Linked DNA regions of Homo sapiens: region 2 is linked to region 1. A link is a loop called in an ENCODE intact Hi-C map of the cell type or tissue named here. Cell type or tissue: GM12878. All regions are shown on one strand.

Evidence for each region. A loop is a pair of places that touch in the nucleus more often than their neighbours do. Peaks named below come from ENCODE experiments on the same cell type or tissue, not always from the same donor. Only the 100,000 strongest peaks of a DNase experiment are listed, where the experiment ranks them.
Region 2: a loop joins it to region 1, with 4 times the contacts of the local background. A loop is called at or near these places in 2 of 110 quality-filtered maps.

Annotation. Positions count from the first base shown.
Region 1 is chr9:37,369,777-37,372,276 of GRCh38, reverse strand. The region is part of intron 1 of LOC124902153 (a long non-coding RNA gene); the gene reads right to left. Among named protein-coding and RNA genes, the nearest start is that of LINC01627, 24 kb to the left of the region's middle. RefSeq lists an enhancer at 2,295-2,444. In GM12878, no CTCF peak of the experiment used is centred here; DNase peaks (open chromatin) are centred at 326, 586, 1,036 and 2,346; H3K4me3 peaks cover 507 bases; H3K27ac peaks cover 2,500 bases.
Region 2 is chr9:37,139,799-37,142,298 of GRCh38, reverse strand. The region is part of intron 2 of ZCCHC7 (zinc finger CCHC-type containing 7); the gene reads right to left. Among named protein-coding and RNA genes, the nearest start is that of ZCCHC7, 20 kb to the right of the region's middle. In GM12878, no CTCF peak of the experiment used is centred here; no DNase peak of the experiment used is centred here; H3K4me3 peaks cover 803 bases; H3K27ac peaks cover 2,448 bases.

The DNA.
Region 1 (2,500 bases):
TCTGTGCTTCCTGCCTGGACTGTCTCAGGAGTGAAGCTGAGGCAGCATGCGGGCGTCATGAGGAAGTAAGCCTTGGTATCTCAGAAATCACACACCAGAGGGCTGGCGTCAAACCTCTGAGGGGCCAGGAGCTTCCAGCTGAACTGAGTCACACATTTCTGGAGCGCCCCTTTGGGAGAGCAGGTCCTGGCTGACAGGCAGGGCCTACCCACCACGTTGAGAAGCCTGAGTCTCCAAGGGAACGGTGTTCAGGACTGATTAGCAACATCTCCCCCGGGATTTGACAGGAGGTTTGCCCTTCCTGGCCTCTAATGGGTGCCAAGCAAAACGCTGGGCTTTTGGGATACAGAGATGAATCAGATACCTGCCCTCGAGGAGCTCCCAGGCTTCTGTGGGAGGCTGAGAACGTAAAGAGACAATGACAAGCCAGTAGCTAAGGGCTAGGATAAGGTGGTACTCAGAGGCTGGGGGGCAGAGCTGAGAGACACAGTGACGGTGCCTGCAGCAGAAGGGAAGGGAGTTTCCCCGTGGAATTTCTGACGGGGTTTGGGGAAACAGTAGGAGGGCATTTCCAGCAGGGCCCACAGCATGAGTAAATTTTCACAGAATAAAAAGGTAGGGGTGTCTTGGGGGTAGATCAAAAGGAGGTGTGGCAGGAGACGAGCAGGACAGGAAATCCGGGGTGATTGGGAACGGCCCTGAGTGCTGTCCCTAGGAGGGTAGTCCCTAATGGGGTCACCTTGGCCAGGTTTGCCCGTTCTCATCCTGGCAGGCCCTTGGGAGGGCAGACACCCTACAGGTGCAGCTCAGGCATCTCAGGACACCCCCACAGCTGGAGGGAGACTTTCTCTGCCCCTGTGCTCCTGCTGTGTTTGGAGCTGGAAGACCCAGTTCAGACTCTGCGGGACCCTGAGCCCTGTCTGAGCCCTGGTGTTGTGTATGTTGTGAGCCGCTGCAGGTGCAGGACAAAAGGCCACAGATAATTTGCATGGGATGGAGAACACATTTGCAGTTTCCTCCTCTCACAAATTGGAAATTTCACTTTCACAGCCTTTCTTTCCTCATCACAACCACACCAGTTTCTTCATAGCACCACAAGAGTCTGTTGTCACAGAGAAACCCCAGCTTTCCTCTGTGGTGTTTCTGCCTCACTGGCCTCTAGGGCTCCAAAAAGTTCAACACCCAACCATAGATGTCCCCTCCTTCAGGTCTCCTGCAAACCCTGCTCCCACGCCCTGGTTCCCCACCTTGTGGAAAGAGTCTCACACTGGGGTCGGGCCTGGGCAGTAGTCCTGGCTCTGCCCCCAACTCAGTATGGGATGCGAGGCTCTCTCTGGGCCTCAGTTTCCCCATAGGTACCAAGAGCATTCTAGACTTCATTATCTCTGAAAGTCCTCCAAGACAACAGTGACTTTCTGATCTTGAGAGTTTCTTTCTCTTGGGAACCCCAAGATAATCTATAGCACGTGCTGGGGTCTTGGCCCCTGGTGGCCTAGGAACTCGCTTCCTTCGGGCATCTTTTCTGTTTGCTCTGCTGCTGCTCCCCACTCCCTTCCCAGTTTCCTCCTGTCCTCAGGTCTAGTTCCTGCATCTCAGAGTTCATTTGCTCCCTGACGCATCGTAACTCCATGGGAGGTGTTATTTTAGAGGTGCTCAGTCCACGGTGCTAAAGGAGGGGATGGGAGTCGGCTTCCTGGCCCAGGAGGGAGGCCTCTTCTCCATCCAGCCCCTCACTCCCATGCCACAGCCCGGCTCATGCTATGCCCAGAGATTCTTGCAAATAGCTGAAGGTGCCTAGAAGTAACAAGGCTGTTGAAGCTCAATATTTAAACACATTTTTCACTCCCTCCTAACTTGATGAAGTTTGCAAATTGTTTTCTGTTGACAAAATGTGGCAGAGAGAGTGTGAGGGGGTTGAGGGGGCACCAAGGCCTGGGTCTGGCCATTATTCTGACTTGATGTATGACCACCGCAAGCCTTTTCTCAGTTCTTGCCTCAATTTCCCATCTGTGAAGTGAGGAGAGGAGGCAAAGTCGGGTGGGCTAGAGTGGACTAGACAGTCCTTTGGCCCTTTGCAGCTCTGACACCCACCAGAACTTCAAAAATCCTGCCATGGCCGAGACTCCCTTGCAAGATGTTGCTGTGTGCACAGCCTGGCTTGCAGATGGGAAGGGAGGGCTCGTGAAAAGACAAGAATCCTCTGGAGCATATAGGCAGGCTTCCACAGCCAGGTCTGCAGTGGGAAATCCAGAGTGACCCAGGAGGCCAAAGTTAATTGAGGAGATAAAACCAGAAAACTCCCCTGAGCAGCCAAGTGCAGGAAGGTTGTCAATGCAAATTAGCAGGAAGCGATGGTTAGTTGGGTGCAGGCACAGGAGACAGGTGGCTGGCGACCCATGACTTCTCCAGGATGATGGTGGGTCCTGCAGGCCCCCTGAGACTTGGTGTGGAAGATGAGGCAGGGTTGTGAAAGGAGGCTGAGGCGGAGGCGACTTTGACA
Region 2 (2,500 bases), 230 kb after region 1:
TCAAAGGAAAAAAATCTAAAATTATTAATTATCAAAATTACTCTTTTCCCTATGTATCAACATTACAAGGTTTTTTTTAGCCTATTTACAGTATATCATAACATCATTTTTCCTGATTAGGAAATTATTAGAATTTTTTAAATGGTAAAAAGGATCTCTTTATTATTTTATGTTAATTTAGCAAATACAAAATTCAGTTAAATGTTACTGTATGACACCAGCCTCACAAAACAACTGTAAAACAGAAGTAGCTTTGATCACAATAATTTGATATTTTAAAGCCTGTGAATATTAATGAAAAAATATTTTGGGGAGATGTTGGGAACAGAGACCTCTACTTTTGACTTCTAACAATAACTAAATTGCCATAGCACTTCAAGGACTTAAATTCAGCAGTACAAAGTTATGTTATAAAACAAAATTCCTCACATTTGAAAGTATGCAAGTTTTGCCAAGAAAAAGCAAACTCTTAAGATCTGGTCAAAGTAAAAATGTGTCCACCGTCAAAGGCATGTTCATATGCTTATTTGAATATATACACACTGTGGACCACAAAATTGAATGTAAGAGAAATCACATTATCAGATTACAACAGATTTCTTGTAAACAACTACTTAATATACAATAATATTTAAATTAAAGATTTATAACAGTACCACTTACTGTTAATTAGTATTTCTAGTATTAACTTGGTTACACTATAAAATAACATTTTTATTCCAACAGTAAAGTGACCATGAATACAAATTTTCAGGATTAATAATTTCCCATCAATTTCATGCATAACACTAACATATCTTTTCAGCTTCTCAATGGCTCAAAAATTAAATTGCTTCTGTTATTAAGAAAACAAAACCAAGAACAAAATTAGTTTTCCCCTGCTAGTCCCCATGGATCTAAGTACCACACAATAATTCTTTCCAATCTGCAAAACAAAGAACACACAAATAGATGGGCTAAGGAAGAAAGATCAAAACAAAGAAACAAATTTAAAAAAAAAAATTCCCCTTTTTCTTTAGCAATCAACAAAATAACAAAAAAGAAAAAGTGGAAAAGTCACCAAGAATATATGACCATGTAAGCATGGGCACTCTTGCAGAAAACCAAGTCTGCAACCGAAAGCCATGGGAAATTTAAATTAGAGCAAACGGCCACAATAGGCAGAGAATCTGTATGGATAAAAAGGGACTGCTGAGGTTGCAGGTATACTACTAAAGATCTTTTGAGATTTCCAAACAAATTTTATTAGTTTTAATAAATTCTAAAAATAAGAAATAAGTATGCGCATTATACTATAAGCATTAAATTTTTTTCCTTTTAATCAAAATACACATGTATGTGATATATCTAAAAGAAGAGGAAGAAAAGATTCTCTTTGCTTAATACTGCTTTAGAAATTTGCTTCACAAACCTATCTCCTTCTATGTTTAAATAATCTTAACGGAATTTAAAAATTTAACACAATGAAGGCCCTTCACTGCTGATGTTAACCTAACTGGTGGCACAATCACAGAGTTGAATTGCAATCGACTTGAACTCCTCTGACTACCGGGTACATAATTATACACCAAAGTCAGTTTAACTAACCAACATGGTTTGAAAATTAGATGACCTGTGGTACAACACTTACGTTTCTTCTGTTAGATCTGATAATAAAACCTCCCAAACTGAATCATCTCAAACAGAAAAATAAAGGGATTAATACAACTTTAAAATGTCATGGCATCAAGAACACAAATATTCCACAACCAAGTAAGTACCTGATGGATCTCTACCACTCACCTATCCAGAAACTTTTAAATTGAATATTTTGAATGTTTAAAAGTATTTCATACACAGAAGAACCAATAATACCAGGCTAAAATATGATTATACAACACATTTACAGCAATATTTAAGTTATATTTATTCTCCCACAAAATTTGTATCATTTTTTAAGCAAACCAAAAGGGCTGAGGTGTTGAATGAAGAGCAAAATACTCAATTATATGGGAGTAAGGATGTCTTTCAAGTTCTTATCAGAACAACGAATTTTTATTAGCTATTAAAATCCTCCTTAAAAGTAGGAAGTAATGCTATTTCTAAATAAAACCATTGACAAAAGTTCATTTGTGTTAAATCAGACCATTTAATACTAAAAACTGGCTAGTACAGGATTAAGGACTAACTTACAGGATTGATTGTGGTTGCACATCTTCTCTTTAAAGAAAATCTCCTTTCTTTAGTTAAATGTATATGTATGTCATATTCTTCCAAATCCTGAATTCCTCACCTGGCTTTTTTAAAGCATAATTTGTATTACATTAGCAATATCATATTACCAGTCATAACCAGTCTATTTCCTATCTTAAGAATTCTCATTAACTACCAATATAGAAAAAGTATTGAAAAGTTTTCAAGAGTTGGAGCTTTCCCTCCCTATGATAGATAATTCTGTTGCAAGCACTATTTAGTTACAAAACAAATATGACTTAAGGGAACTGCCAATAAAAATATTTTC